Linked DNA regions of Homo sapiens: region 2 is linked to region 1. Evidence: chromatin contacts called from ENCODE POLR2A ChIA-PET data. All regions are on one chromosome and are shown on one strand. Each heading gives the region's core, a stretch centred on a gene start or an enhancer-like site at or near the end of the contact. The rest is flanking DNA. Distances are from core to core; before and after follow the strand shown.

Region 1 (6,130 bases), core at 3,239-5,738:
TCAAGGAGATATTCAGAATAAAATGAGCAACTTTTCCTCATTATGTAGTCATTGCATAATTAAACGAAAAAAACATACTACAAAAGAGTAATAAAATGATAATATAACAACAACAATAATAATAGCTAACATTCATCAGACACTTTCTATGCCCCAGCCCAGCTTTAAACACTTTATATTCATTACTGTTTTTCATCTTCACACGTGCAATTATCATCCCAACTTGACAAGATGAGCTGTTGGAAAGCACGTGGTGTGCACGTGTGTGTGCATTGTGTGTATGAGTGTGACAACATCTAGAAGTGTCATCAGTCATGATAATCTCTATATAGCCCTTAGATAAGCTTGTGCTCAAAATGCCTGTCTCAAAATAAACTAAAAAGGAACTACGGAGTCAGAGAAAATTGAAAAGAAACATGATTTTAAAAATTGCTCCCAAAGGAATATAAATCATTCTACCATAAAGACACATGCAGGTGTATATTCATCACAGCACTTTCCACAATAGCAAAGCCGTGGAACCAACCTAGATGTCCACCTGTGTGTCAAATATGATGGGAACGAATGAAATGAAAGTGGGTCAAGGAGCTATTCAGAATAAAATAAGTAACTTTTCCTCATTATGTAGTCGTTGCATAATTAAACAATGAAAAAAACCATACTACAAAAGAGTAACTTTTATCCAGTACACTGGATAAAGAGAGTGTGGTACATAGACACCCTAGAATACTAGGCAGCCATAAAAAGGAATGAGATCATGTCCTTTGCAGCAACATGGTTGGAGCTGGAGGCCGTTGTCCTAAGTGAACTAATGCAGGAACAGAAAACGAAATACTGCATGTGCTCATTAGTGAGAAGTAAACATCCAGCACATGAACAAAAAGAAGGGAACGACAGACACTGGGACCTCCTTAACGATGGAGGGTGGGAGGAGGGAGAGGATCAGAAACCGACCCACTGGGTCCTGTGCTCATTACCTGGGTGATGAAATCATCTGTTTACCACACCCCCATGAATGCAGTTTACCTACACAACAAACCTGCACGTGTACTCCTGAACCTAAAATACAAGTTAAAAGAGGCCGGGCGCAGTGGCTCACACCTGTAATCCCAGCACTTTGGGAGGCCGAGGCAGGCGGATCACGAGGTCAGGAGATCGAGACCATCCTGGCTAACACAATGAAACCCCGTCTCTACTAAAAATACAAAAAATTAGCCGGGCGTGTTGGTGGGCGCCTGTAGTCCCAGCTACTCGGGAGGCTGAGGCAGGAGAATGGTGTGAACCCCGGGGGCGGAGCCTTGCAGTGAGCCAAGATCTCACCATTGCACTCCAGCCTGGGCAACAACGAGGCTCCGTCTCAAAAACAAACAAACAAACAAACAAACAAAGTTAAAAGAAACCTTCTCTTAGACAGTAGTGATGGCTTCATTTAAATTAGTTGAGGACTAGAAAGAGGCACTGATTTATCTTCGCTGTGAAAGGTCCTGGCCACGTGTAATGAATGGGCCCTGTGAGTGTGTGTGCATGTATGTGTGTGTACGTGCGTGTGGCTCCCTGAGAGTGTGTGTGTCCACACTGCTGGGTTCCTACTCCCGAGCTGCCCTGATAGCATTTGGGGTGGGGAGTACGGAGGGCTCCTATCTGAGCAAGGTACTTCCCTGCCTCAGAGGCAGAGGACTGGATGTCAGGGTCAGAGTCAACAGTTCAGTTGAAAGGGAATTAAACTTTGTGTCACCAAGTCGCATTTTGCTTGTGTGTAACTGGGCGTTTCTGTAACTGCACTTGCCGTGCTGGCTGCCGTGGCCTCACTCCTGGGTCCTAGGACGGATGAGGATGCCTCCATGGGGCCTTGTCTCTCTCCGCAGCCACATCGCCGACTCTCCCTGCATGGACCCAGCATTCATCCTGTCCATTCTGTTGGCCAGAGGGCATTTTTGTTTTGTTGGTTTTTATTTTTGCAAGGACAGGAGGTGACACTCCAGACAGCATTAGTGTTTCCTCCTAAAAAAAAAAAAGTATTTTTAAAAAGGGACGATTGCCGTCTTCAATATCCAGTTCCTTAACCTTTTTCTTAGCATTCTAGCCTGTGAGAAGAAGAAATGTGTGAAAATTCTGGAGCTTTCCTCTCCCAGGGATAACTGGAGGCCTTGAGGATTGAAAGAGAAAGCGTCGGTTTTTTGTCCTTGAGATAGTTTGCTGAGAATGATGGTTTCCAGCTTCATCCATGTCCCTACAAAGGACACGAACTCATCATTTTTTTATGGCTGCATAGTATTCCATGGTGTATATGTGCCACATTTTCTTAATCCAGTCTATCATTGTTGGACATTTGGGTTGGTTCCAAGTCTTTGCTATTGTGAATAGTGCCGTAATAAACATGTACCCTAAAACTTAAAGTATAATAAAAAGAAAAAAAAGAAAAGAAAGTGTCGGAACCCCTGCCCTCGGCTGCTTCCTGAGGAGCCTCTCAGGCTTGTCATCCAAGTGCTAGTCCTGAAGAGAAAAGAAGGTATCCCCAGGTGCCCCGCCCATCCCCTCAGCAGGGACTGTGGTGCCCCATCCTCTCCATTGTCCCCCAGCCTCTGGGACCCAGCTCCAGCCCTTCTGCACCGCGCTGGCCTTGCATAAATGTCTCAGATGCAGGGAAGAGGCTTTGGCCACTCCTGAGATCTGCGACCCTCTTCCGAGCAGGGTGTGGAGAACGCTTTCCTGACTGCGGTTGAGTTTGCAGGTGTGCTGTGATGGGTCTGTAGCAATAACCCCAGGCTGCTCCTGCTGAGGACACCCGGGACGCACAAGCGCAAGCTGGGTGACTGCGGCCACCCGAGGGCTTGGCTGCTGTGCGACTGGACCGCAGAAAGGGCGCGGGCCTGAGCGTGCAGTCAGTGGGAAGGGACTCTCCGTGGGCAAGGCCTGGAGAAACGTCCTTGCCGAATAAATGATGCTCTTTTCTCTGAACGTGTGCAGCAACACGCAGCTGATTATGAATTTCAATGTCCCAGACACCTCACGGGGAAGAGGGTAAATATAAGAATCATAGAAAGGAGGCATCTTACCAAAACTCAGCACATTCTCCTGGGGTACAATCAGCTCCACAGCAACCGGGAGCTTTGTCTGTTTTGTTCACTAGACGCACGGCGTACGCTCCATACATATGTGCTGAGTGCTGTGTAATCCTGGTCAATAGATGGGTGAGTTCTGGCTTGGGTGAGCTGGGGTGGGCTCTGACGGTCTAATCACCACCAGAACAGAGCCAAATTAAAGTTTCTGGATGGACAAGCCTGGAATATGGTGCCTCTGCCAGGACACCGTTGGGATAGCCTCTGTTCTGCCCCAGCGCCAGCCACTTCCTCAATGGGGTGGGTTCATTCTACAACAGACCTGGTTTTTGTCTGCCCCGTCCGTGCTCCGTGAGGCCACTGTTCCCCTGCAGACCTGCCAGTCACCGATGTCCCTGCTATCTGGACGTCCCTCTGCCACCGGAGGTGCCTGGGCCGGCTCGGCTCCCAGTGGCTGCTGCGTCTGTGTGGCGTCCGGTTCAGCATCTCTCCCTCTTGGGGAGATGGGCAGGGCCAACCTGAGACAGGACAGGTGCGCTCCTACCGCTGACACCAGAGTCCCGAAGATGCCCGTCCATGGGGAGGCAGAGACCGTGCCCACTGATGCAGGAGCTGCACTTGTGCACTCAAGACCAGTAAATGCGGCCGGGTGTGGTGGCTCACACCTGTAATCCCAGCACTTTGGGAGGCCAAGGTGGGTGGATGACGAGGTCAAGAGATCAAAACCATCCTGGCCAACATGGTGAAACCCTGTCTCTATTAAAAATACAAAAATTAGCTGACCGTAGTGGTGCGTGCCTGTGGTCCCAACTACTTCGGAGGCTGAGGCAGGAGAATCACTTGAACCTGGGAAGAGGAGGTTGCAGTGGGCCAAGATCGCACCACTGCACTCCAGCCTGGCAACAGAGTGAGACTGCATCTCAAAAAAAAAAAAAAATCATTAAATGCTTATCAAACGAGCATGAGTCACGTTGGTCTTGTGAAGGCAGTTGAACCATCTTTGTCTGGATCCCCTGTGTTTGTAATAAAAGGCTGGTTTTCCTTACATGTGAGTGAGGAACCTCTTCTGGGATGACAGTAATGGCAGGACACAGCAGAGACGAGAGCAGTCTGGCCATGAGGACCTGGCTTTCTGTTGAGGGTGACTCTCATTAGGCCCTTCACATCTTCAGTCCATCTATAGGACCAATGATTTCCCTTCTAGAGGATGAATGGCTACATAAAAATAATACTTTTAGAGGCTACAGAATCCGATGATAGTTTTCTCCAGATGACTTTCCAAAAGTCCTCAGAAAACGTGAATTTCTGAATAGACTTTAGAACAGGTGTCACTGAGAAGACTGGATGTAGCCTCCTCCAGGTTTAATTTTTTTTTAATCGTGGAATTTCAAGTAAGGTGATCTGGGTTCAGAATTCCAACGGCATGATCTTAGATGAGTCATCTGACTTGTCTAAACCTGAGTTCCCTCTTTTGCAAAATGAGAAAGTGACTCATATCTGCTATATGCAATTTGAAAGGATTCGTACAATGATCAATGCTAAAATGTGCCAGCAAAATGCTCTGAACAGCATTACATCGGTGAATTCTCTAAGAAAACAACAGTGGCCGATTTCTAGGGCATGAGGTCCCTCAACTTCTCTCATTTACGTATTGGGTCCCTCATCCTTCGATATATGTAGTCAGAATTCGTGGCTGTTGTCCTTAATTCTTTCTTAAAGGCAGAAACAATAATGTCAATTCACTTCATGAATAATGTAAAAGCAATTTGCCATTTATATGGCGTTACTTAATGGTTCACAGACTATAGTGGTGGATGCAGTTGATGTTAAAGAGACTTGGGTCAGAATTCCATCTCAGCTGCTTCCTAGCTCTGTTACCTTGGGCATATCCCTTGGCCTCTTCACCTTCCATTTCTGCATCCGTAAAATGGACATATTCATACCGATTTGGCAAGATTCCTGCTGGGGGTTGGTGATCGAGATCATCTGTGTGCAACCTCCTAACAGGATCTCCAGGGCGTCTGGTCCTGTGCAGAGCTCACATCTCTGTGGGCTTCTTGTCTTGCCTCTCAAAGCTAGATGTTAGGTGTCAGGAGGTGTTGGCCTCCTGGGAGCTAGAATATTGCCTTCCAAATTTTCCAAAGCTTTTTAACATATTAGGAAGCCTAAGATATGTTAGCCAGAGTGATAGGTCAATTCACTAACCTTGAAGGCTTGAAAAAAAAATTGCTGATTCATTTTGTTTGCTGAGTACAGACTTTCAGTATTTTTGTGCTAAAGAAGATTTATTTAACATTTTATCATTTAATTAAAGAAAGCATGTTTATAATCAGTTTGTGCCTGTCCCAAATTGTCCCTTTGTCTTCCCAGACTTTGTCAGAAATTCCCTTTCTCGGAGCAAAAATGCTTTTGTGCAGGCAACATTTCTTAGATGTTTTTGTACTTAGAGTTTGACTTGAGGATATTTGTGGATGGGACTCAGATTTCAGAGTGTGGGAGGAGAAGAGGTCTGGCCAATGAGGAGGCGGCTTTGCTCGGGTCATTTGCATCTGGCCGCCCAGGTTCCAGCAGCTCCATCGCGTTGGTGAAATATATCCTTTAGGGGATGTCACGGCTTTGGTTAAGTTTTCCTTTTTACTCCTTAGCTGCTAGCGCAGTTTTAATGATAGCTGTTTCACATGTGCATGCGGCACTCATGTGGGCAGAGCTGTCAGAAGACTGTAAAGTCTCAACCATCCTGCGATTGCTTGCACCTGAGGAAGACGGAATGACGATGTTCTGCGCCATGGTATTCCTTTGCTCATTCATACACTGATTTATGGCTCGTTGTTTTCCTTTGGCTCAAGGTGACATCAGTACCTACAAAAAGGCAAATATACGTGAGAATGCTTTTATAGCAAAATCCTTGTTTGCAAAGGTAATGATGTTCTAAAACTGGAAAAAATGCAACTCAGGCAAAAGGAAGAAACCCTAGCGTGACTTTTTCTTCCTAGCTTTTGTGGGTAGTGAAGTTTTTCTCAACATGCTATCAGATTGGTTCCATTATTTAAAAGTATTTTTAACACAGGAAA
Region 2 (5,935 bases), core at 2,668-5,167, 93 kb after region 1:
GAGTCTTGCTGTGTCACCAGGCTAGAGTGCAGTGGCGTGATCTCGGCTCACTGCAGACTCCACCTCCTCAGCCTCCCAAAGCGCTGGGATTACAGACATAAGCCACCGCACCTGGCCACCAGGCTTTTTATTACCATCAGTTCTCATGCAAACTAAGAGTGACAATTCGCACAAGTGAGACTGTCACCAAGCCATTTATGAGAGATCTGTCCCCAAGACCTAAACACCTCCCACCAGGCCCCATCTCCAACACTAGGGAACCAACTTCAACATGTGACTTGGCAGAGCCAAACAAACTATATCCAAACCACAACAGTTCCTGAAGGTGAGGTGTAGCATTTGTGTCTTATTTGAGGGATCCTTTATACATTCTGCCCATAGCAGTGTTGTCTGTCTGGGAATTAATTTTCTCAAAAGGCAGTGACTGTGTCTGTCACATTCACTTTTTGCTGATTCAGCAGTGGTGCTTGAGAACTTCCAGACTGAGTGGAAGGGGTGAGAAAGAAGGGAAGAGCAGGTCTCATGAGTGCACCAGGGAGCCAGGTACTGAGCAGTTAGGAAGAAAGACAGGTGGTGTGTGACAGACTGCCACGGTTACCACTTGAGACTGTCATTACCACAGTTACTACTGTTACTACTTGAGACTGTCATTATGACAATTGCTACTCTTACTACTTGAGACCATCATTATGACAATTACTACTGTTACTACTTGAGACCGTCATTATGAGACTGAATGAAGGGGGATGAACATAGAAATGAAAACTTAAGACAAAAGAAACTGTTTTAAAGGAAAGGGCCAGGGGAAGAAGAGAGCTCCCCGCTTCTAGTGAGCAAAGGCAGCAGCCCTGAGCTTCTCCAGCCCTTTGTATTTATTGGGTAGAAAGAACAGGGAGGAGGAGGTGAGACTGGTCAGCTGCTTAATTGATCACAGGTTCACATTATTGCTAACAGGCTCCAGATGCGTCTAATCCCAAGCAACACTTGTGCCTGGGTTGTGACTGCCCTCAGCATTCCTTCTGGGCTGCAGATGCAGTTTGTCAGTTTGCCAACATCCTGCTTTCATGAGAACAGTTTGCTGTTTACCCATATGGCCTCCAGTGGTGCACTGAGTTGATCACGACCCTCACCCTTTTGGCCTTCAACAGTGGTGGCCAAGGGACAGACTCTGGCGTCACAGGGTCCACTCACTGTGTCTCAGTCTGTTTGGGCTGTTATAGCAAAGTACCATAGGCTGGGTGGCTCATTAGCAACAAAACTGTATTTCTCACAGTTCTAGAGGCTGGCAAGTCCACAGTCAAGGCAGATTTGGGGTCTGTTGAAGACCCATTTTCTGGTTCGTGGATGGTACCTTATTGCTGTGTTCTCACGCAGTGGAAGGGACAGACAAGCAGTCTCTCTTGGGGCCTCTTTTATAAGGCACTAATTCCATCTATGAGAGCTTCAGCCTCATGACCTTATCTGCTCCCAAATGCCCCATCTCCAAATACCACCACCTTGGGAGTTAGGATTTCAATGCTTTGGGTGATGTAAACATTCACACCACAGCCTTGTGGGACACTGGGCAGGTTACCTTCAGTGCCTCATGTTCATTACCTGTGCAGTGGAGGATCGTAACCACACAGGGCGAGAATAAGGCATAAGCAATATCACTAAGGACACCGCCTGGCTAAGAGGTGGCACCAGGAAGTGACTACAGTTTCCATGTTACCTGCATGTGTGCCCCAGGAAGGTCCGACTTTTCCTCTTGGTCCACTTGATCGCCTATTAAGTAGTCTACACACTGTTACAATTTGCTAGTAGTACATCAACTACAAGTTGATGCAATGAAGTTGGCCAAAGGAAAAACGAGGGATCTGGAGTCTGGCTGGATGCCCTTTCCACGGGCTCTTCCCAGAAATGGCTGTGTCTCCCTGCTCCTGGTCCTCCAGGACCCATCTCCTCCCCATGATCCTCTCATGAGTTGTCTTCAAGAGGAGGTAGCCCTTTGCTATTTGAAACCACACAATTAATGGAGAATGCTGGAACGTACTCAACACTAAATCTACTTTATAACTTTTTAGTGTCTTTTATCTGGTGTCTCCAACTTCTGTAAAAGGAAAAGAATTTCAGCCCTAACCAGAATAGCCTTCAGTTACTGATGGTATCAGTAAACACCGAGGGCTTTGCTTGAGAAGATACAGCCACTTCTGGCCATAAATTCATTTTTCAAAGACCCCTTGCCTATAATACCTGGGCAAAACCACTCAAGAACAAATGGTATTGTTCACATTAAACAAAAAAGCAAAATTTCCAACAGCACCACCCCTGCTCATGTCCCACATCTATGGAACCAGTTCTTTACTTTCTGAAGCACAGAGGAGTTTTACTGTCTGGACATACCCAGCAGGAAAGGGTCAATCGTTGGCATTATCTGAGGAAGTCCATGTTTCCCCTTATATGACACCAATAACCAATTGCTGTCGTGAGAGATTTTTCCACATTAACTCACTTAATCCTCATAAGAACCCTATAAGGTAGGGACTATATTTAGCTCCATTTTATAGGAAAATGCGAGAGGAAAGCTGCATCACTTGCCCGATGTTACACGTCCACTAGACGGTGGTTGGGGGACCCGGGTTTGGACTGAGCAGCTCCTGCCTTTGTCATCCATGGCATGCACCCTCTTGCTCGGAGGAGGTCCCCTGCATCAGCCCAATCCTGGCTTGGAAAAGTCTCAACCTAAAATGAGTGAGAGCAGTTTGAGTATCGTGAGTAAAATTTGGAATAAATTAAAGATTTAATGTTCCCTTATTAACAAAACATAACTAGCTGTGCTTCAAAAAGAAAAAAAACACTTTTGAATATTGAAAAGGCATTTCTTTTATTTACATAATGATCTATATCCAGATGTACAGGAAACAAATCCCAGGTTATAACAATACCTACAGCTCCGAGAAAGATACCTCTTATTATGCTGTATTTCTAATACAACTGATTCTAAATACAATTGATCCTCTTAAATTCCATTTTGAAATATTTTCCCCATCTGCTTGCTTACAATCTATTTTTCAGAAGCAACTGAGTATACATTCGACATAAAACTGAAATATTTACTCAAAATGTCAATGCATACTGCTCCTGACACATTTATATGAAGGATAATTTCTTGGTGATTGAATAATTTTTAGGACTACTTTTTGAAACATCCCTTGTAAGTAATTTAGACCTAGACTGTATTTCCTATAATGTTAAGCACTCAGTAACTGTTAAGAGGCATAAATCAGCTTACTTTGTAAATTAGTTTAAGTGATCGCTGCTCCTAGGAAAAACAGAGACTGTTCCCAGTGCCCCTGATGACAGATGGGGGCCAGGATAAGGAGCATCCTGCTCTGTGGACATCTTCTTTTCACTTCTCCCCCTGCATACTTCAAAAAATTCCATTGTCGCTTTTTAAATTACACAAAGGACATTCTAGCAGTGTTATGACTGAGGAGTGCATAAGGTAAATATAGGAAAATACAGATCAACAAATTTGTATAAAAGCATATGTCAACGGCTCCTTCAAATAGGCTCCAAATTGAAGTAGTGGAAGTAACAGTTAACTTTTAGTTGCAAAAGATTAAGAGTCCTGCTCTCTCTTGTGGCACCTCTCTTCCCATTTCTCTGGAACTTTTTGCTTCAATGTAGCTCCATTTATTGTCATGGTGCTTAGGCTGGGGCACTTTGTTCTGGCCATGCAGTTATCTGGGTCTGGATCAGTCCCTTTACTGCAGCCTTTATTGGTACTCAAAGGGTGAGGCTCATAAAAAAACAGGACCAAAGAAATGCAGCCACCACAGCTCAGGAGCCAGGCTAAAGCAGGAAATGATAATGATCTCTACCAGGGCTTTCAAGAGCTCAAAGTACTGTAAGAAAATGTGAATCACGGACCGTCTGAAATGAAGCCCCTCCAAGTCAGGATGGAAAGGAGGTGCCGCCATCTAGGAGAAATGTGTGGAGTAGACGTGGATGAGCAAACCATCTGGAGTTTTATCAGCGTCCTTCTTGTTCCCTGGAAAAAAAAAATGTAAACTTTGCACAAAAAACACCATTTATTATTTATTTTTTTCCTTCCCTTCCCTTGGTAGCTTTCTGAAAAGACCAGAGCTTAATAATTCAATGATCATAAAAATTTCTTCAACTTAATGAGAAATTCAGTTCTTTCCTTGCAGGGCAAAAAATCTCTCACATTCTCACATTGTATCATGGCAGGGAACACTGCATCCGTGTGGAGAAACACCATGATCCGCTGAATAAAATCTCTCAGGAAACCTGAAGCCACTCACTAGACTGTGCAAGGCGGATTAAGATCGAGGGCGACATCGCAGTAGAGTCTATATATAGATGCCCACATGATGAAGAGCTCGAGGAAACCTTTTCTGGTCAACTCACCAAAGCTTTCAGCTACATCTGGTTATGATGGGGCATGAAACTCCTGTTACATTCTGGAAAAACAATTCAGCTGACCACAGACCACCAAGTCGATTTTTGGTCTACACTGGAGAGAACTTCCTCCCTTAGAACGTTGGAGGAATCAGACAGAACAAGGTCTGTTGCTCATCTGATCTCTAACAGGGAAGAGATCATGAGAGATTTAGAAATCAGTCTCTTGGAGGTAGATGGGTTAGAGGAATGAGTGGCAAAAAAAAAAAGACACAATATATAAAGGGAAGAAAACTGAAATCAGAAAAAGAAAGAAAAAGAACTTTCAGAAATATATGTTCTATTTAACACAGTGGATTGACCAGATGGATTTTATCTTCTCTTTTACCTAAAGCTCTGCATAATAGTTTTAAAGATATTATTCATAATAACAAAGAAAATGAGAGGAAAAACAGCAGCCAGTGAGATATTTCAACAAGGTACAGAAAGCAGGAACAGATGAGAGGTGGTAAAGTACAGGGAACGTGTCTACAGCTGAAGATGTGGACAGGAAGAGGTCGTTTACCACAAGGAGCCCAACAAAAAGGGTCTCCTTCCATAGCTGGGCCACAGGGGGAGCTCTTGCCCTCCTTCTCCATCTCACAGGGGTGGGGGCGCTCCATGCAGGGGGCCCAGGAAGAGTTTCCTCAGTGCAGGAGCCCCTGACCACCTGCTCCCAGACAATCAGAAGCCATGGGTGGGCGGCCTTCCCCCGACAGGGGAAATGAATGATGCCCCTAGCCCACAGGCCCTGCCGTGACTCAGTCTGGTTTTTAGTACCTTGGTCGTCAATGTGAAAGGACAGTCTAGCACCACAAAAGATTTGATTTAAAAAAAATAATGAAAGTTACAAAAATTAACATAGAGGAAGCAGTCTATAAAGAGAGCAGAAAAAAACTTTTAAAAAATCTATATTAACATCCTTAGGCAAATGCTGCATTCATAAAACAGCAAGATGAACGCACACGTGCACGCAGACAGAGACTAAATCACAGCTCCTGGAATTTGTAGGAATGACAACTAAAATAAAACAAAATTTCTGGCCAGGCGCAGTGGCTCACGCCTGTAATCCCAGCACTTTGGGAGGCTGAGGCGGGTGGATTACAAGGTCAAGAGATCGAGATCATCCTGGCCAACATGGGGAAACCCCATCTCTACTAAAAATACAAAAATTAGCTGGGCGTGGTGGCGGGCACCTGTAGTCCCAGCTACTCAGGAGGCTGAGACAGGAGAATAGCTTGAACCCAGGGGGCAGAGGTTGCAGTGAGCTGAGATCGCGACACTGCACTCCAGCATGGCGACAGAGCGAGACTCCGTCTCAAAAAAAAAAAATTCTGTAGAAGGTCTGAAGGATGAAGTCAAGTAAAAGTTCACAGAACTAACAAGTGCCCAAATGTAAGAGACCTGCCAAGGACCAGCAGAATGAAAGGAGACATGATCACAGGTCTGTCGTCATGGAATTCCAAGACGCCATCATTCAATAGATGATCTT

What was found. ChIA-PET counts read pairs that join two places held with the same protein, here RNA polymerase II (POLR2A).
Region 2: POLR2A ChIA-PET joins it to region 1 with 11 read pairs in activated T-cell. The contact joins two enhancer-like sites. POLR2A ChIA-PET finds 5 or more read pairs at or near these places in 2 of 52 experiments (OCI-LY7 and activated T-cell).

The regions. Positions count from the first base shown.
Region 1 is chr18:76,559,788-76,565,917 of GRCh38, forward strand. It overlaps LINC00908 (long intergenic non-protein coding RNA 908), which reads left to right. Exons shown (of 3, transcript NR_015417.1): 3 at 1-40. Among named protein-coding and RNA genes, the nearest start is that of LINC00908, 34 kb to the left of the region's middle. Within about 2 kb of position 4,489, at least 28 of the 41 ENCODE cell types and tissues checked have a DNase peak (open chromatin) inside an H3K27ac peak, as active enhancers do.
Region 2 is chr18:76,653,759-76,659,693 of GRCh38, forward strand. LOC107985151 (a long non-coding RNA gene) reads right to left here. Exons shown (of 3, transcript XR_001753506.1): 2 at 3,913-4,033; 3 at 2,559-2,721. Among named protein-coding and RNA genes, the nearest start is that of LINC01927, 18 kb to the left of the region's middle. RefSeq lists an enhancer at 4,949-5,450. Within about 2 kb of position 3,918, at least 2 of the 41 ENCODE cell types and tissues checked have a DNase peak (open chromatin) inside an H3K27ac peak, as active enhancers do.